2 separate regions of the Mus musculus genome follow, and region 1 is linked to region 2. Evidence: chromatin loops called from intact Hi-C (ENCODE). Cell type or tissue: left cerebral cortex. All regions are shown on one strand. Links, peaks and the distances in the headings refer to the core of each region. The heading gives the core; the rest is flanking DNA. Region 1 has its middle 95 kb from the start of Gm46962. Region 2 has its middle 100 kb from the start of Gm46962.

Evidence for each region. A loop is a pair of places that touch in the nucleus more often than their neighbours do. Peaks named below come from ENCODE experiments on the same cell type or tissue, not always from the same donor. Only the 100,000 strongest peaks of a DNase experiment are listed, where the experiment ranks them.
Region 1: a loop joins it to region 2, with 9 times the contacts of the local background. A loop is called at or near these places in 18 of 42 quality-filtered maps.

What each region holds. Positions count from the first base shown.
Region 1 is chr6:70,119,902-70,130,777 of GRCm38, forward strand. It overlaps Igk and the pseudogene Amd-ps2. Among named protein-coding and RNA genes, the nearest start is that of Gm46962, 95 kb to the right of the region's middle. In left cerebral cortex, for the core only: no CTCF peak of the experiment used is centred there; no DNase peak of the experiment used is centred there.
Region 2 is chr6:70,320,065-70,330,940 of GRCm38, forward strand. It overlaps Igk and the pseudogene Amd-ps5. Among named protein-coding and RNA genes, the nearest start is that of Gm46962, 100 kb to the left of the region's middle. In left cerebral cortex, for the core only: no CTCF peak of the experiment used is centred there; no DNase peak of the experiment used is centred there.

The sequences.
Region 1 (10,876 bases), core at 1,948-9,947, 200 kb before region 2:
TTTCACATTTATATGGCATTAAATATATAATTATATATATCTACTTCTCAGGTCTAAAACATTAAATTATCTCTGATAGGCATATTCAGATATCTGTGCTAACACACAATCATATAAGGGAAACAGCAGTATGGTGGTCACATGATATTTTCATGGTTAAAGAGGAAAGCTCATGTCCATTTCCATGTCTGACTCCTGGACCCCTCCTAGCTTTGCCTGTACTGGACTGGTGTCCTGCCACAGTCTCTGAGAGTTCATATGTGCATTAGCCCTGTTGTGTCTAGAGGACAGTGTTTTCTTTATGTCATCCATCATCTCAAAATTTTTTTGCTTCCTCATCTACAGAGATCTCTGAGCTCTCAGGGGAGGAGTTTGATGAAAACAATCCATGTAGGACTGAACTCCAAGATCTCACTCTTTCTACTTTGTCTGTCTGTTAGTCTCTATATTACTTTCCATCCACTGCAGGAAGAAGCTTCTCTAATGATGAAGCAATGCTTTGATCTATGGGTATAACAAAATGTCAACCTAATGATTTCATTTCATTGCTGTATCCCTTCTCAGAACTATAGCATCTGGGTTTCACTTAGACCCATGGCCTATCTAGTTGCATTTTCTTGACCACCTGGCTTGGGTTGCATCTCTTGGAGAGAGCATTAAATTCAATTGAACAGAAGATCACAGGGTTTCTAATTAGGTTACCTTTCTCCTCTGGTAAAATGAGGAATATCTTTCAGTAACATGAACACTAGTCAGTAGGCATGAAGACACTAGTACTGTGTTCAAAGAGGAAGGTAAGAGAGAGAATACAGGAAGATAGGTAGCACTAAGGGCCATTTGAGAGATCATATAGAAACCCATTTCAGTAGATGCTTATATGTATATATGTATATGGGACCCATAAAACTTTGCTGAGATTCAGTTTCTTAGCTATGGTGGTCCTGCACAAGTCAGCATTCAGCAGCACAGTTGCCCAGCAGCCCTGGAACATCTCAGTTTTTCTATTGCTCAGGCAGATCTGCTTACATGTGAATTAGAACTAAGAGCCCTGGATGGTGAAGACACAGAAGACTGTAGCAAAGGATTCAGAAATTTGGAGATATAACTGAGCCTGCCCCTCACAGGATCTCACAGCCTATCTGTCTCCCAGGAGATCTGCCATAAGTAGGAACATGGGTGAGACCCTCACCCCAATACCCATAACATCTAGGACTCCTCAGAGCATAGCATACATGAGATTTATCCCACACTACATGTGCCCCATCATCCTTCCATTCTGCACCTCTACCTGAACCTGTAGCAGATCAGCATGTTGTCCCCCTCCCTCCAGCCTACTTAACTTTAAGGACTTCTACCATGACCAGGAACACAGATCAAAGTGCCTTCTGCTTCTAGACTCCAAAGCCAGCTTGTCTCCCAGGAAATTTACCCTAACCAGGGAAATAGGAGACCCTCTCTCACCAGGGACAGAAGAGGCCTTCCCTAACAAAAGATAGCATTGCCTGCCTCCCAAAAGGCCTTCTCTCACCCAGGTCACACAGCTCTACTTGCATCCAAGGAGGTCTGTTCCAGTCTGAGACACCCAGACCAGTTAACACCAGAGATAACCAGATATTGAAAGGCAAGCACAAGAACATATTCAACAGAAGCTAATATAATTTGACAGCATCAGAACCCAGTTTTCCTACCACAGCAAGCCCTGAATACACTTACAAACCCAAAGAACAAGATTCTGACCTAAAATCCCATATCATGAAGATGAAAGAGGCCTTTAAGGAGGATATAAACAAGTTCCTTAAAGAAATACAGGAAAACTCAGGCAAACAAATAGAAACCCTTAAATTGGAAACACATAAATCCCTTCAAGAAATACAGGAATATACAACCAAATAGGTGCAGGAGTTGAAAAAAAGCAGTCCAAGACCTAAAAATGGAAATAGAAAAAATATAGAAATCACAAATGGAGGAAACCCTGAAGATGGAAAAACCTAAGAAAGAGATCAGGAACTACAGATGCAAATATCACCAACAGGATTCAAGAGATGAAAAAGAAAATCTCAGGCATGAAAGATATCATAGAATATATCAACACAACAGTACAAGAAAATACAAAGGGTAAAAAGTTCCTGACCTAAAAAATTCAGGAAACTTGGGACACAATGAAAAGAATAAACCTAAGAATAATAGGAATAGAAGAAGAAGATGCTCAGTTCAAAGGGCCAGCAAACATCTTCAACAGAATCATGAAAGAAAACGTCCATGTTTTAAAGAAAGAGATGGCCATAAATGTACAAGAAGTCTACAGAACACCAAATAGATTGGACCAGAAAAGAAAATGTCCCACCCTTATAATAACCAAAACACCAAATGTACAGAACAAAGGAAGAATATTGAAAGCTGTAAGGAAAAAAGGCCAAGTAACATATAGAGACACACCTATCAGAATTACACCTGACTTCTCAACAAGACTCTAAAAGCCAGAAGATCCTAGACAGATGTCATGTAGACCCTAAGAGAACACAAATACCAGCTCATGCTACTGTACTCAGCAAAATGTTGAATCACCGTAAATGGAGAAGCCAAGATAATCCATGAGAAAACCAAATTTAAACAATAATTTTTGACTAATCCAGCCCTACACAGGATGCTAGAAGCAAATCCCCAGCTGATCAGCATGTATGTAATAAAAGACTGACTTGTATGGCCTCAGTGGGAGATTATGCCCTTAATCCTGTAGGAACTTGATACCCCAGGAAGGGGAGTGCAGAAGAAAAAGGGTGGGGTGGTGGGAGAGTGGTGGGTTTGGGGGACCATCTCAGAGGCAAAAGGAAGGGTGGAGGGGGTGAAGAACTCTTAGAGAGGGGACCTGGAAGGGGGCAGTATTGGAAATATAAATAAAAAATTAGAAAGGAAAGAAATAAAAAAGAAAGAAGACAGTAATAAAAATCTTTAAACAAAAGATTTCATAGCTATATTGATAGAAGGGGACTTTAAGAGAGATCTTATCTAAGTGGACCTAAACTAATCACAGAATCCCTCAAACTCTAGTTCTAGACTCAAAGAAACTCAATAAGGCTCATGATATGAACATGACTTGATGTGAAGAACAGTCTTCTGTGATGGCTTTGGAGAAGAAGGAGGCCATATTTCAAACCATGGCCAACTTCTCTATTTAGATATGGAAAGACCGTTAGCCAAAATCTCAGTCACGTGGTCATTAGACTTGTGACTTAAAAGTATGACTACTAATGAGCTCCTTAACTAATGATCATTTGTTCCTCCGCCACAGAAATTTAATAGTGAAATCAAAGAACCACGTGTCACTAGGAGATACAGATGTCTAAAGAAAATTCATCTTCACGTTAAGCTCCTAACCTGATAGGCTGCTGACATCTTTGATGTGAGAAACATCTTATAATTGTGTACTTTTTCTACCACTGTCGCCTGCCTAAACATATGCACAACCACATAATCAATGCTGAAGTCTGTTCTACAGAAACTCAAATAGCAGCAGATTAGTTTTGCAGGTCATCGATTGCCCTGTTTGTGTTCACAACCATGATCAAAGATCACTGAAGAATTTCTGAGCAAGGTGTTGTACATGGGACAAGTGAGAATTGAGGATGATCTGAACAGACCGGAAACCCACAGCTGTCTGCACAGTGGATGAGCTCCAGGTGTTTCAGGTGGCTAATACCTACTTTACTTTCATGCAGGGAATTATCAATTGTTATAATATTCTAAGAATATTGTATGGTTGTTTTGCACTTTTATCATTTTGTTAGATGTTCAGGTTGTTCAGTTCCACATGTATGCCAATTAGATTCAGTTCTGGGTGTTATCTCAGAAAGCATTTACTTACACTTATAATTTGCTTTGGAATTGTCCAACTAACGGTGCATGTGTGAAGTTTTATACCAGCTGCTAGATCCAAACATTTCCATGTAAATGAATTGTGAAATCCTGACCTAATTGATTAATTTAATATTGTAAGTGGCAGATGACAGAAAGAAAAAGAGAGGGCTAGTGTGAGGGCACGAGGGGCTTGCCTTTGAAAAGTATAGCTTCCACAACTTCAGTGGAATCCTCCTATCCCAACAAAGGCCATATTGGTAAGACTTCCACAGACTGCCACACAACTTCATGGCTTTCCTAGCCCACCTCCAAATGTCCCTTTTATTCTTATTACCATATTCTGCCCACAACTCTGGCAGAAGCCTCCTGATCAACCTGAGGCTACAGAAGCTACCAAAACCCATTAAGTACCCCATTTTATCTTCAGACACTTTGTGCTCCCTTTGTCTTTTCCTATCCTATACCCAACCAGTACTCATCCCCTTCTCATTATATCCCAGACCCCAACTCTTGTGTAGGCCATCTACTCCACCAGAAGCCATACTATCCACCAGAACCCCAGTCTGCAGCCAGACCAGAAGCTATGCTGGTCAGCAGAACTCCAGCCCATAACTCATGCAGAATCTTCCTGCTGCACCAGAGTCTACACTGGCCATCAGAAATCCAGCAAGGTGGAGACACTCTACTTAAACACAGATTACTCCAGAAGAACTGAGAGAAAACAGAAACCAAGAAACAAAACATAAATCCAAAAAAGACAAATTCAAAAATCAGCACCTAAGCCTATAATCTTCCCAAAATCAAATTACCAGATGCCATAATAAGAACACAATCGACACATTCCATCTGGACCTAGAGCTGACCCTGTGCCACAAGTCTCTATACCCAAATCCAACTGGAAGAGAGCTGGTCTCCTTGGAATGCTGACACACATGAGAGCACTACCTCTAACAACAAAAATAAGACAAAGCACCAATCATGATTCTTTAATATCTCCTAATATCAATGGACTCAATTCCTCAATAAAATGATATAGATTAACAGACTGAATATGTAAACAGGACCCAGCATTTTGTTGCATACAGGAAATACACCTCAGTGACAAAGACAGCACTATCTCAAGTAAAAGGGAAAACAATTTTCCAAGCAAATGGTCACAATCAACAAGCTAAAGTATCCATTCTAATATCAAATAAAATTGACTTTCAACTAAAAGTTATCAAAAAATAAAGACACCTCATACACATCAAAGGAAAAATAAGTTCCTTGTACCAAAATGAACTTCAATTCTGAATATATATACTACTTCATGAAATTCACATGCAAATGATTGGATCTAGAAATATTATACCAGTGAGTTAACTCAGTCACAAAAGAACACATACGATATGTACTCATTGATAAGTGAGACGAAAGAGTATGGAATACCCATGATATAACTCATGGATTACACGAAGCTTAAGAAGAAATAGACCAAACAGTTGATGCTTCAGTTCTACTTAGGGAGAACAATATAATCAAGGGAAGTGGAGATGGGAGGGCCTTGGGAGGAACAGAGAATGTGGAGAGAAAACAGAGGGGCAGAATCAGGTATGAGAGGAGATGGAGGAGATGGAGGAGATGGAGGAAATTGAACAGAAGTGTATAGCAGTAGTGGATGGGGAGCTGGGGGTAGGGAGCAACCAGATAGTCCCAGATGCCAGGAAAGCAAGAGCCTCCCAAGACCCCATAGGGATGACATTAGATGAAATACCCCACAAAGGAGAGGGAGAACCTGTCAAGACTATATCCAGAGTTTAGGCACAGTCCCCTGGTTGAGAGATGGGGCCACCCATCCATCTCCAAAATTTTAACCCATAATTGCTCCTGTCTAAAGGAATTACAGGGACAAAGAGTGGAATAGAGAATGAAAGAAAGGCCACCCAGAGAATACTCCACCTAGGGATCTATCTCACTCACATGCAGACACCAAACCCAGACACTATTGCTGATGCCAAAAAGTGCTTGCTGACAGGAACCTAATACAGCTGTCTCTTGAGAGGCTATGCCAGATCCTGACCAATACAGATGCATATGCTCACAGCCAACCTTCAGACTGAGCACAGGGGCCCAAATGGAGGAGTTAGAGGAAGGACTGAAGGAGCTGAAGGGGCTTTTTCTGGCATCAGTGGGAGGGGAGGCCCTTGATCCTGTGAAGGCTTGATGACCCATTGTAGAAGAAGGCTAGGGCTATGAGACCAGTGTGGGTGGGTGGGTAGGAGAGCACCATCCATGAGGCAGGGTAATGGGGAATGGGAGAGCGGGATTGCAGAAGGGAAACTGGGAAAGGGGATAGCATTTGAAATGTAAACAAATAAAATATCTAATTAAGAAAAAGAAGAGTATCAACAAGAGCTGAGGCAATATGTCAACACCAGAGCCCAGCCACTCTACTACAACAAGCCCTGAATACCCTACTATTTCAACCCAACTGAAGCACAGATAAATGACCTTAAAAGCAACTTTATGGAAATGATGGAGGTCCTTAAAGAATAAATAAATGAATCCCTTTAAAAAAATCAAGGATTAGAAAATATAACATTAGAGGAAATTAATAAAACCCCTTAGAAAAAATAAAACAAAACAAACAAAATCAGAAAACAATAAAAAATAAAACAAAAAAGGAACCGCCAGGGATAAATGAAATGAATGGAACTGCCCAAGACCTGAAAATGTAAAATTAAAAGCAATAAAGAGAGTCGGGCAGTGGTGGTGCAGGCCTTTAATCCCAGCACTTGGGAGGCAGAGGCAGGTGAATGTCTGAGTTCGAGGCCAGCCTGGTCTACAGAGTGAGTTCCAGGGCAGCCAGAGCTACACAGAAAAACCCTGTCTCGAAAAACGAAAACAGAAACAAAAAAAGCAATAAAGATAAAATAGAAATAGAAAAATAGAAATAAAATAGAAAATCTGGGTAAGCAAACAGAAAATACACAAACAAGTATAACCAAAAAAATATAACAGTTGGAAGAGAAAATCTCTGGATTTAAACATACACTAGAAGAAGTAGATACAGCAGGAAAAATAGAAATAAATAATTGTTAAATATAAAAAAACTCAACAATACCACTACAACCTATAGGGGAAAAATGAAGCACACTCACCCAAGAGGAGTACACAATAAGAATTAACAAACTTGGGGCTGAAATTAATGAAATGGATTCAAAAAGAAAAGAACAAAGTATCAAGGAAACAAAACTTTGTTCAATGAGAAAATTGACAAAATAGACAAACCCTTACCTAAACAAAGTAAAATACAGAAAAAGAATGTATATACTAATAAAAGCAGAAATGAAAAGGGGGCCATAACAATAGATACCAAGGAAATCCAGAGAATCATTATGTCATACATTAAAACCCTGTACTCCGACCTTCTGCCCGGTCCTTTTTGCTAGGGCAGAATCTTAGCTGGTCTACTTCAGTAAAGACACCATATCCTGACCAATCCTAGAAGACCCGCTGCACTCAGAGCAGTTGGTAAGACCCCCCCCCCTCCTCCACCAGAGTCCCAGAGCTGCTGCTCAGAGACCAGTGGTCAACTCTGAACCCATGACCCACCCAAACCTCTGCCCTCCCAAAAAGCACTCCCCTTCTGTCCCTTCTGCCCCTTGCCTGGTCCTTTCTGCTGGGGCAGACTCTTAGCTGGTCTGCTCCAATCAAGACACATATTGTGACCCATCCTAGAGGACCCGCTAAACTCAGAGCAGTTGAGGATCACCTGCTCCCAGAGCATTCAGAGATGATACACCTAACCCTCAATATACTGGAGGCTCCAGGGAGTTTAGAGGTCAGGTGGGGTGAGGGGTGGGGACATCCATGTGGAGGAAGAGGGGTAGCAAGTGGGTTTTGGGTGTGAAAACAGTCAGAGGGTGGACTCTGGGGGAGGGGGCAATAAAATATAACTCAAGAAATTAGACATTAACAAGCCAAATAATTCAATTTAAAAATTGAGTACAGATATAAGCAGAGGAATCTTGAATAGATGAGAAACACTTAAAGCAATATTAAAAAAAAATCCTTATCCATAAGGGAAAGGCAAATCAAAGATACTTTAAGATTACATCTTACTCCTGTCAGAATGTCTAAGATCAAAAACACAAGTGACAGCTCATGCTGGCAAGAATGTGGAGCAAGGGGAATGTTCTTCCATTGCAAGTGTGAGTGCAAACTTCTAGGAGCCACTATGGAAATTAGTATAACAGTTCCTATGAAAATTGAAAATCAACATACCTTAAGAACCATCTATACCACTCATGGAAAAATAACCAAAGGACATTCCAGCCTAACACAATGACAAGTGTTCAATTATGTTTATAGTAGCTTTATTCATAAGAACCAGTAACTGGAAATAACCTAGATGTCCTTCAACCAAAGAATGAGTGAAACAAGTTATTTAATTTTAATTTTAAAAATCTGGTACATTTACACAATGGACTATTACTCAGCAGGCAAAAAAATAACTTCATGGGACCCAGGCATGCTGGAACTCCTCAAGACCAGTGGCATGGGTTCCTTCTGGTCTGGGCCAGTGCCATGAGCAAACTCCACAGCTAGTCCCACAACACCCAAAGGAAGGTCCACTCCCAAGTGCTTTAACACACCCAAGGTCACAGGATCGCAGGATCACAGGAGCTTGGTCACACCAAGATCTCAATGTCCCAGAAACAGCTTGACTCTGAGAAGTTCTGACACAACTAGTATCACAGAAAGGACAAGCTCCAGTCAGATATAGCCAGGGCAGGTAGCACAATAGATAACCAGATGGTGGGATGTAAGGACAAGTGTAGCCACAACTGGCCACAGGTTACTGGGTTCCTGAAAGGAAAGATGATGTTTTGGATTAAGGCTGGGAGAGAAATTACAAGTCATGACAAAGTTCTGATCAAGGCCAATATTTACTTATGAGTCTGAGATTATAAAGGGGGGGAACCCATGCCCCACCACACCAGGATCTTGTTGCTTTGTCAGGATCCCTGCTTTGACAGGATAGTGTCAGGAAAACAGTTTCAGCCTCTCAGAAGGTAGTGGTGTCTTGGAGGAAAGCTGCAGATGTGGCAGGACAATAGACTTTACCTAGGTCGTAAGACTCCACCCTAGGTGGGCTAGCAACTGTGGCAAGCCAGGTCTGAGCAACCTGCTCAAGGCTGGAAGGAGGGCACAAACAAGAACATAAGCAACAGAAATCAAAGTTACCGGGCATCATCAGAACGCAATTCTCCCAATATAGCAAGTCCTGGATAAACCATCATACTGAAAAAGCAAGATTCAGACCTAAAATCACTTTTCATGATGATGATAAAGGACTTTAAGAAGGACATAAATAACTCCCTTAAAGAAATACAGGAGGGCTTACACAGTATGGCCAGCGACATTAGCTAGCGCTCGCTCAACTCTCTCTAACAGGAAAACAGTGGACTACAAGAGACTGAACTGTATCTGCCTCTATTTCCAACAGACTCACGTTCAACTTTCGCTCACAAAAATAGCCAGGAAATTTTTATTAGTCCTTTAAAAAAAAAAAAAAGTTAACATAAAATTATAGGGAAAAAAAAGGAACCAGGCGTGGTGGCGCAAGCCTTTAATCCTAACACTAAGGAGGCAGAGACAGGCAGATTTCTCAGTTCGAGGCAAGCCTGGTCTACAAAGTGAGTTCCAGGACAGCTAGGGCTATACAGAGAAACCCTGTCTCAAAAAGCCAAAAATAACAAATAAAAAAATTAAAAAAAAAAAAAAAAAAAAAGGAACCTGAACTTTAGTAACACAGATGGAACAATCCGCAGTGGCGGCAGGAGCGGCGTGAGAAGAGATTTAATTTAGTTGATTTTCTGTGGTTGTTGGCTGTTCGTTACTCTCACGGTGATGAAAGCTGCACATTTTTTTCGAAGGGATCGAGAAAGTGCTGGAGGTCTTGTTTTCCAGACAGCAGTCCGACGCAAGACAGGGATCTGGGGATCTTCGTACCATCCCAAGATCTGAGTGGGATGTCCTTTTGAAGGATGTGCAGTGCTCAATCATAAGTGTGACAAAGACTGACAAGCAGGAAGTTTATGTACTCAGTGAGAGTGGCATGTTTTTCTCCAAGGAACGTTTCATTTTGAAGACATCTGGTACTGATCTGGTACATCTCTTACTGAAAGCACTGGTTCCCCTGTTGAAGCTTGCTAGGGATTGACCCAATTCAAAGTTTCTTTTATTCTCATAAGAATTTCATGAAGCCCTTCCACACGAGAATTTCGAGAAAGAAATCGAGTTTCTTAATACAATTTTCCAAAATAAAGCAGCATATTGTATGGGATGCATGAATTCTGACTGCTGGCGCTTGTATGCTTTGGATTTCCCAGAGAGCCGAGTAATCAATCAGCCAGATCAAACCCTGGAAATTCTGATGAATGAGCTTGACCCAGCAGTTATGGACCAGTTCTACATGAAAGATGGTGTTACTGCAAAGGATGTCACTCGTGAGAGTGGAATTCATGACCTGATACCAGGTTCTGTCATTGATGCCACACTGTTTAATTCTTGTGGCTACTCGATATATGGAATGAAATCGGATGGAACATATTGGACTATTCATATCACTCCAGAACCAGAATTTTCTTATGTTAGCTTTGAAACAAACCTAAGTCAGACCTGCTATGACGACCTGATCAGGAAAGTTGTGGAAGTCTTCAAGCCAGGAAAATTTGTGACCACCTTGTTTGTTAATCAGAGTTCTAAATGTCACAAGTGCTTTCTTCGCCCCAGAAGATTGACGACTTTAAAGGTCTTGATTGCCAGAGTGCTATGTTCAATGATTACAATTTTGTTTTTACCAGTTTTTCTAAGAAACAGCAACAACAGCAGAGTTGACTAGGAAAAATGAAGAAGAAAAAATGCAAAAAAAGAAGACACACAGGAGATGGTGGCTGCTTTCTAGATACTGATCCTGGGGGCCATGCTAACCATGACCACCACCTCGTAGTTGCAGAAAGGCCTAGGTGTAATG
Region 2 (10,876 bases), core at 1,743-9,742:
GAAGGGGAGTGCAGAAGAAAAAGGGTGGGGTGGTGGGAGAGTGATCTGTGTGGGGGACCATCTCAGAGGCAAAAGGAAGGGTGGAGGGGGTGAAGAACTCTTAGAGAGGGGACCTGGAAGGGGGCAGTATTGGAAATATAAATAAAAAATTAGAAAGGAAAGAAATAAAAAAGAAAGAAGACAGTAATAAAAATCTTTAAACAAAAGATTTCATAGCTATATTGATAGAAGGGGACTTTAAGAGAGATCTTATCTAAGTGGACCTAAACTAATCACAGAATCCCTCAAAATCTAGTTCTAGACTCTAAGAAACTCAATAAGGCTCATGATATGAACATGACTTGATGTGAAGAACATTCTTCTATGATGGCTTTAGAGAAGAAGGAGGCCATACTTCAAACCATGCCAAACTTCTCTATTTAGTTATGGAAAGAACGTTAGCCAAAATCTCAGTCACGTGGTCATTAGACATGTGGCTTAAAAGTTTGACCACTAATGAGCTCCTTAACTAATGATCATTTGTTCCTCCGCCACAGAAATTTAATAGTGAAATCAAAGAACCACATGTCACTAGGAGATACAGATGTCTAAAGAAAATTCATCTTCACGTTAAGCTCTTAACCTGATAGGCTGCTGACATCTTTGATGTGAGAAACATCTTATAATTGTGTACTTTTTCTACCACTGTCGCCTGCCTAAACATATGCACAACCACATAATCAATGCTGAAGTTTGTTCTACAGAAACTCAAATAGCAGCAGATTAGTTTTGCAGGTCATCGATTGCCCTGTTTGTGTTCACAGCCATGATCAAAGATCACTGAAGAATTTCTGAGCAAGGTGTTGTACGTGGGACAAGTGAGAATTGAGGATGATCTGAACAGACTGGAAACCCACAGCTGTCTGCACAGTGGATGAGCTCCAGGTGTTTCAGGTGGCTAATACCTACTTTACTTTCATGCAGGGAATTATCAATTGTTATAATATTCTAAGAATATTGTATGGTTGTTTTGCACTTTTATCATTTTGTTAGATGTTCAGGTTGTTCAGTTCCACATGTATGCCAATTACATTCAGTTCTGGGTGTTATCTCAGAAAGCATTTACTTACACTTATAATTTGCTTTGGAATTGTCCAACTAAAGGTTCGTGTGTGAAGTTTTATACCAGCTGCTAGATCCAAACATTTCCATGTAAATGAATTGTGAAATCCTGACCTAATTGATTAATTTAATATTGTAAGTGGCAGATGACAGAAAGAAAAACAGAGTGCTAGTGTGAGGGAACAAGGGGCACGCCTTTGAAAAGTATAGCTTCCACAACTTCAGTGGAATCCTCCTATCCCAACAAAGGCCATATTGGTAAGACTTCCACAGACTGCCACACAACTTCATGGCTTTCCAAGCCCACCTCCAAATGTCCCTTTTATTCTTATTACCATGTTCTGCCCACAACTCTGGCAGAAGCCTCCTGATCAACCTGAGGCTACACAAGCTACAAAAACCCATTAAGTACCCCATTTTATCTTCAGACACTTTGTGCTCCCTTTGTCTTTTCCTATCCTATACCCAACCAGTACTCATCCCCTTCTCATCATATCCCAGATCCCAACTCTTGTGTAAGCCATCTACTCCACTAGAAGCGATGCTATCCACCAGAACCCCAGTCTGCAGCCAGACCAGAAGCTATGCTGGTCAGCAGAACTCCAGCCCATAACTCATGCAGAATCTTCCTGCTGCACCAGAGTCTACACTGGCCATCAGAAATCCAGCAAGGTGGAGACACTCTACTTAAACACAGATTACTCCAGAAGAACTGAGAGAAAACAGAAACCAAGAAACAAAACATAAATCCAAAAAAGACAAATTCAAAAATCAGCACCTAAGCCTATAATCTTCCCAAAATCAAATTACCAGATGCCATAATAAGAACACAATCGACACATTCCATCTGGACCTAGAGCTGACCCTGTGCCACAAGTCTCTATACCCAAATCCAACTGGAAGAGAGCTGGTCTCCTTGGAATGCTGACACACATGAGAGCACTACCTCTAAAAACAAAAATAAGACAAAGCACCAATCATGATTCTTTAATATCTCCTAATATCAATGGACTCAATTCCTCAATAAAATGATATAGATTAACAGACTGAATATGTAAACAAGACCCAGCATTTTGTTGCATGCAGGAAATACACCTCAGTGACAAAGACAGCACTATCTCAAGTAAAAGGGAAAACAATTTTCCAAGCAAATGGTCCCAATCAACAAACTAAAGTATCCATTCTAATATCAAATAAAATTGACTTTCAACTAAAAGTTATCAAAAAATAAAGACACCTCATACACATCAAAGGAAAAATAAGTTCCTTGTACCAAAATGAACTTCAATACTGAATATCTATACTACTTCATGAAATTCACATGCAAATGATTGGATCTAGAAATATTATACCAGTGAGTTGACTCAGTCACAAAAGAACACATACGATATGTACTCATTGATAAGTGAGATGAAAGAGTATGGAATACCCATGATATAACTCATGGATTACACGAAGCTTAAGAAGAAATAGACCAAACAGTTGATGCTTCAGTCCTACTTAGGGAGAACAATATAATCAAGGGAAGTGGAGGTAGGAGGGCCTTGGGAGGAACAGAGAATGTGGATAGAAAACAGAGGGGCAGAATCAGGTATGGGAGGAGATGGAGGAGATGGAGGAAATTGAACAGAAGTGTATAGCAGTAGTGGATGGGGAGCTGGGGGTAGGGAGCAACCAGATAGTCCCAGATGCCAGGAAAGCAAGAGCCTCCCAAGACCCCATAGGGATGACATTAGATGAAAGACCCCACAAAGGGGAGGGAGAACCTGTCAAGACTATACCCAGAGGTTAGGCACAGTCCCCTGGTTGAGAGATTGGGCCACCCATCCATCTCTAAAATTTTAACCCATAATTGCTCCTGTCTAAAGGAATTACAGAGACAAAGAGTGGAATAGAGAATGAAAGAAAGGCCACCCAGAGAATACTCCACCTAGGGATCTATCTCACTCACATGCAGACACCAAACCCAGACACTATTGCTGATGCCAAAAAGTGCTTGCTGACAGGAACCTAATACAGCTGTCTCTTGAGAGGCTATGCCAGATCCTGACCAATACAGATGCATATGCTCACAGCCAACCTTCAGACTGAGCACAGGGGCCCAAATCGAGGAGTTAGGGGAAGGACTGAAGGAGCTGAAGGGGCTTTTTCTGGCATCAGTGGGAGGGGAGGCCCTTGATCCTGTGAAGGCTTGATGACCCATTGTAGAAGAATGCTAAGGCAATGAGGCCACTGTGGGTGGGTGGGTAGGAGAGCACCATCCATGAAGCAGGGGGATGGGGAATGGGAGAGGGGGATTGCAGAAGGGAAACTGGGAAAGGGGATAGCATTTGAAATGTAAACAAATAAAATATCTAATTAAGAAAAAGAAGAGTATCAACAAGAGCTGAGGCAATATGTCAACACCAGAGCCCAGCCACTCTACTACAACAAGCCCTGAATACCCTACTATTTCAACCCAACTGAAGCACAGATAAATGACCTTAAAAGCAACTTTATGGAAATGATGGAGGTCCTTAAAGAATAAATAAATGAATCCCTTAAAAAAATCAAGGATTAGAAAATATAACATTAGAGGAAATTAATAAAACCCCTTAGAAAAAATAAAACAAAACAAACAAAATCAGAAAACAATAAAAAATAAAACAAAAAAGGAACCGCCAGGGATGAATGAAATGAATGGAACTGCCCAAGACCTGAAAATGTAAAATTAAAAGTAATAAAGAGAGTCGGGCAGTGGTGGTGCAGGCCTTTAATCCCAGCACTTGGGAGGCAGAGGCAGGTGAATGTCTGAGTTCGAGGCCAGCCTGGTCTACAGAGTGAGTTCCAGGGCAGCCAGAGCTACACAGAAAAACCCTGTCTCGAAAAACGAAAACAGAAACAAAAAAAGCAATAAAGATAAAATAGAAATAAAATAGAAAATCTGGGTAAGCAAACAGAAAATACACACACAAGTATAACCAACAAAATATAACAGTTGGAAGAGAAAATCTCTGGATTTAAACATACACTAGAATAAGTAGATACAGCAGGAAAAATATAAATAAATAATTGTTAAATATAAAAAAAAACTCAACAATACCACTACAACCTATAGGGGAAAAAATGAAGCACACTCACCCAAGAGGAGTACACAATAAGAATTAACAAACTTGGGGCTGAAATTAATGAAATGGATTCAAAAAGAAAAGAACAAAGTATCAAGGAAACAAAACTTTGTTCAATGAGAAAATTGATAAAATAGACAAACCCTTACCTAAACAAAGTAAAATACAGAAAAAGAATGTATATACTAATAAAAGCAGAAATGAAAAGGGGGCCATAACAATAGATACCAAGGAAATCCAGAGAATCATTATGTCATACATTAAAACCCTGTACTCCGACCTTCTGCCCGGTCCTTTTTGCTAGGGCAGAATCTTAGCTGGTCTACTTCAGTAAAGACACCATATCCTGACCAAACCTAGAAGACCCGCTGCACTCAGAGCAGTTGGTAAGACCCCCCCCTCCTCCACCAGAGTCCCAGAGCTGCTGCTCAGAGACCAGTGGTCAACTCTGAACCCATGACCCACCCAAACCTCTGCCCTCCCAAAAAGCACTCCCCTTCTGTCCCTTCTGCCCCTTGCCTGGTCCTTTCTGCTGGGGCAGACTCTTAGCTGGTCTGCTCCAATCAAGACACATATTGTGACCCATCCTAGAGGACCCGCTAAACTCAGAGCAGTTGAGGATCACCTGCTCCCAGAGCATTCAGAGATGATACACCTAACCCTCAATATACTGGAGGCTCCAGGGAGTTTAGAGGTCAGGTGGGTTGAGGGGTGGGGACATCCATGTGGAGGAAGAGGGGTAGCGAGTGGGTTTTGGGTGTGAAAACAGTCAGAGGGTGGACTCTGGGGGAGGGGGCGATAAAATATAACTCAAGAAATTAGACATTAACAAGCCAAATAATTCAATTTAAAAATTGAGTACAGATATAAGCAGAGGAATCTTGAATAGATGAGAAAGACTTAAAGCAATGTTAAAAAAAATCCTTATCCATAAGGGAAAGGCAAATCAAAGATACTTTAAGATTACATCTTACTCCTGTCAGAATGTCTAAGATCAAAAACCCAAGTGACAGCTCATGCTGGCAAGAATGTGGAGCAAGGGGAATGTTCTTCCATTGCAAGTGTGAGTGCAAACTTCTAGGAGCCACTATGGAAATTAGTATAACAGTTCCTATGAAAATTGAAAATCAACATACCTTAAGAACCATCTATACCACTCATGGAAAAATAACCAAAGGACATTCCAGCCTAACACAATGACAAGTGTTCAATTATGTTTACAGTAGCTTTATTCATAAGAACAAGCAACTGGAAATAGCCTAGATGTCCTTCAACCAAAGAATGAGTGAAACAAGTTATTTAATTTTAATTTTAAAAATCTGGTAGATTTACACAATGGACTATTACTCAGCAGGCAAAAAAAAAATAACTTCATGGGACCCAGGCATGCTGGAACTCCTCAAGACCAGTGGCATGGGTTCCTTCTGGTCTGGGCCAGTGCCATGAGCAAACTCCACAGCTAGTCCCACAACACCCAAAGGAAGCTCCACTCCCAAGTGCTTTAACACACCCAGGACACAGGATCGCAGGATCACAGGAGCTTGGTCACACCAAGATCTCAATGTCCCAGAAACAGCTTGACTCTGAGAAGTTCTGACACAACTAGGATCACAGAAAGGACAAGCTCCAGTCAGATATAGCCAGGGCAGGTAGCACAATAGATAACCAGATGGTGGGAGGCAAGGACAAGTGTAGCCACAACTGGCCACAGGTTACTGGGTTCCTGAAAGGAAAGATGATGTTTTGGATTAAGGCTGGGAGAGAAATAACAAGTCATGACAAAGTTCTGATCAAGGCCAATATTTACTTATGAGTCCGAGATTATAAAGGGGGGGAACCCATGCCCCACCACACCAGGATCTGGTTGCTTTGTCAGGATCCCTGCTTTGACAGGATAGTGTCAGGAAAACAGTTTCAGCCTCTCAGAAGGTAGTGGTGTCTTGGAGGAAAGCTGCAGATGTGGCAGGACAATAGACTTTACCTAGGTCGTAAGACTCCACCCTAGGTGGGCTAGCAACTGTGGCAAGCCAGGTCTGAGCAACCTGCTCAAGGCTGGAAGGAGGGCACAAACAAGAACATAAGCAACAGAAATCAAGATTACCCGGCATCATCAGAACCCAATTCTCCCAATATAGCAAGTCCTGGATAAACCATCATACTGAAAAAGCAAGATTCAGACCTAAAATCACTTTTCATGATGATGATAAAGGACTTTAAGAAGGACATAAATAACTCCCTTAAAGAAATACAGGAGGGCTTACACAGTATGGCCAGCGACATTAGCTAGCGATCGCTCAACTCTCTCTAACAGGAAAACAGTGGACTACAAGAGACTGAACTGTATCTGCCTCTATTTCCAACAGACTCACGTTCAACTTTCGCTCACAAAAATAGCCAGGAAATTTTTATTAGTCCTTTAAAAAAAAAGTTAACATAAAATTATAGGAAAAAAAAAGGAACCAGGCGTGGTGGCGCAAGCCTTTAATCCTAACACTAAGGAGGCAGAGGCAGGCAGATTTCTCAGTTCGAGGCAAGCCTGGTCTACAAAGTGAGTTCCAGGACAGCTAGGGCTATACAGAGAAACCCTGTCTCAAAAAGCCAAAAATAACAAATAAAAAAATTAAAAAATTTAAAAAAAAAAAAAGGAACCTGAACTTTAGTAACACAGATGGAACAATCCGCAGTGGCGGCAGGATCGGCGTGAGAAGAGATTTAATTTAGTTGATTTTCTGTGGTTGTTGGCTGTTTGTTACTCTCACGGTGATGAAAGCTGCACATATTTTTCGAAGGGACCGAGAAACTGCTGGAGGTCTTGTTTTCTAGACAGCAGTCCGACGCAAGACAGGGATCTGGGATCTTCGTACCATCCCAAGATCTGAGTGGGATGTCCTTTTGAAGGATGTGCAGTGCTCAATCATAAGTGTGACAAAGACTGACAAGCAGGAAGTTTATGTACTCAGTGAGAGTAGCATGTTTTTCTCCAAGGAACGTTTCATTTTGAAGACATCTGGTACTGATCTGGTACATCTCTTACTGAAAGCACTGGTTCCCCTGTTGAAGCTTGCTAGGGATTGACCCAATTCAAAGTTTCTTTTATTCTCATAAGAATTTCATGAAGCCCTTCCACACGAGAATTTCGAGAAAGAAATCGAGTTTCTTAATACAATTTTCCAAAATAAAGCAGCATATTGTATGGGATGCATGAATTCTGACTGCTGGCACTTGTATGCTTTGGATTTCCCAGAGAGCCGAGTAATCATTCAGCCAGATCAAACCCTGGAAATTCTGATGAATGAGCTTGACCCAGCAGTTATGGACCAGTTCTACATGAAAGATGGTGTTACTGCAAAGGATGTCACTCGTGAGAGTGGAATTCATGACCTGATACCAGGTTCTGTCATTGATGCCACACTGTTTAATTCTTGTGGCTACTCGATATATGGAATGAAATCGGATGGAACATATTGGACTATTCATATCACTCCAGAACCAGAATTTTCTTATGTTAGCTTTGAAACAAACCTAAGTCAGACCTGCTATGACGACCTGATCAGGAAAGTTGTGGAAGTCTTCAAGCCAGGAAAATTTGTGACCACCTTGTTTGTTAATCAGAGTTCTAAATGTCACAAGTGCTTTCTTCGCCCCAGAAGATTGACAACTTTAAAGGTTTTGATTGCCAGAGTGCTATGTTCAATGATTACAATTTTGTTTTTACCAGTTTTTCTAAGAAACAGCAACAACAGCAGAGTTGACTAGGAAAAATGAAGAAGAAAAAATGCAAAAAAAGAAGACACACAGGAGGTGGTGGCTGCTTTCTAGATGCTGATCCTGGGGGCCATGCTGACCATGACCACCACCTCGTAGTTGCAGAAAGGCCTAGGTGTAATGATAGTGTAATCATTTTGAAGTGTATGCATTATTATATCAAGGAGTTAGTTATCTTGCTTGAATGCTCTCTTCTGTGTTTAGGTGTTCTATGTCACTCTTGCTGTGGAACTGATGTGCATGTAGAAAAGAACTTTAACTGTATGAATCTTTACGACACTTGTGAAAATGATACAATTTGGTTTATGCACAGTGTAATATTTCTGCAGGCATCATCCAAAATTCACCACAAACAAGGCTTTCGTCCCCATTAGATGCGGCCTCAGCTGATATCTGCAACTGTTCTATTAAATTGATGCCAGAGTTTTTACATCCAGTTACCTCTACTTTCTAGGGCATATTCTCTACTAATGTTACTCAAAACCATTTTTTACTACATACAGGTGTTTTATGATGGCAATTAAAGATTTTCTTCCACAAGTTGAGTCTTTGTAAGAAAATGACTCCAGTTGCTTGTTTCATATTCTGCTGTTTTAATAGTTGCTCCTGTATGTAGAGTCCTATGGTTTTTCCACCACCTTTGATGAAGCAATACACTGCTACACTGTGGGCTTATATTATAATCTTACAATCCCAGATGAGAGTTTGGAGATGGTCCCTTGATTAATTTTTTTTCCTAAGACATAAGAATGTGGTCTCTTTATTGGCATGAATTTCTGTGGAAGATAAATGACAAAACTGAATGTATCAAATGAAAAGAACTCAGTCTCCAGGGAGATGAGCAAGGAGAACCCATTAAAGAAAACTCCATGGAAATGATAGGCTGTGCAGCACACCTTAATTAGCATTAATGGAGTGCCTACCATGCCTTCACTAACTTATTAATTGATAGCAATGTCCACTATGTCAAAGCAGATACGTAGTCCTAAGCCTGACCTCAGTAAAGGCTGCCGTTGCCATGAGGTTTTACTAAAGGAGATTTTGATTCGAAAGAGAATCTGTGGTTTCCACCTGTCCTGCTGTCGGCTGGTCTCTGGTCTTCCTTTCACCATGGCCTTCAGATTATCAGATGAATGACTGAGCAGAGGAAGGAAACTTCTCCAGGTTACTCAGCCAGATAGTGAATGGATGAATGGATGGAACGGCACACTATTCTGAACCTATTTAATGGCACTAGAAATAATGGGCATTGAAGAGTCGGAATGTTGGTGGGACTTAAACAGAAAAGACTGGACTGAACTCCCTATTTATTGCCCTCCTGTTTTCTGGACTGACTGTTTTCTGTTTTCTGGACTGATGCAGTGATGTTTTGTTCCTTCAGTATTTATAACAAAGCACTTTTTTAGCGTTTCTAAACAGAATCTACTTGGTTTGAGATCAATTGGTTGGAACACTGTATGGACTCTTTCTACACAGTGTTGATTGAAGGCTTCTTTGGGGAAGCTTTCGATCAGCTTTATCTGTCTGATTCTGTAATGAGCACAGCACCTATTTTAAATTGCTGTTTGGAGGGCCAGTGCTTATTTAAGCTGGATTTTGTAACCCAGTAGATTTTGGCTTGAGGTCTGATTTTGCCATCTTAATTAAGAATTCTAATGTTGATAATTGCATAGGTTTGTGTGGAACAAAGCTTAGAACAACTGTAGGTAAACTAGTGATCTAGTCTAATTACAGGTGGGGAAGTTTTGATGCCATAATTTCTCTTTGTTGGTGTTAGACTTTTAATCAGCTGAAATGTATTTCTGTACCACAATGTAAGCCTCAATAAAAGTTTGTTTAATTGTCTAGTAAGAAAAAAAGAAAGAAAGAAATATAGAAGAACAGAGGCAAAGAGATAGAAACTAGAAAGCCTTAAAGAGAAAACACAAAAATCCCTTAAAGGATTACAAGAAAACTCAAACAGGTGAAGGAAATGAACAAAATCATTTAGGATCTAAAAATGGAAACAGAAACAATAAAGAAATAGTAAAGAGAGATGACCCTGGAGATAGAAAACTTAGGACAGAGATCAGGAGTCATAGATGCAAGCATCACCAAAACAATACAAGAGATAGAACAGAGAATCTCAGGTGAAGAAGATATCATAGAAAACATTGACACAACAGTCAAAGAAAACTCAAAAAGCAAAAAGGTTCTAACCCAAAACATCCAGGAAACCCAGGACACGTTGAGAAGACCAAACCTAAGGATAATAGGTAAAGAAGAGAGTAAAGATTCCCAATTTAAGGGCCAGTAAATATCTTCAACAAAATTATAGAAGAAAACTTCCCTAACCTAAAAAAAGAGATTCCCATGAACATACAAGAAGCCTACAGAACTCCATATAGTTTGGACCTGGAAAGATATTCCTCCTGTCGCATAATAATCAAAACACCAAGTGCAGTAAACAAAGAAATATTAAAAGCAGTAAGGGAAAAAGGTCAAGTAACATATAAAGACCTATCAGAATTACACCAGACTTATCAGCAAGACTATCAAAGCTAGAAGGTCCCGGGCAGATGTCATGCAGACCTTAAGAGAACAGAAATGCCACCCCAGGCTACTTATACCCAACAAAACTTACAATTACCTTAGGCAGAGAAAACAAGTTATTCCATGGCAAAACCAAATTTACACAATATAAATGATAATAGATGTAAAACACCAACACAAGGAGGAAAACTACACCCAAGAAAAAGCAAGAAAATAATCTTTCAACAAACCCACACAAACATAATTCCACCTCTAACAACAAAAATAACAGGAAGTAATGATCACTTTTCCTTAATATCTCTTAATATGAAAGTTAATTTTATCAACATATCCTAATCAATTGAAATTCAAAAATATGAGGAATTAGAAAT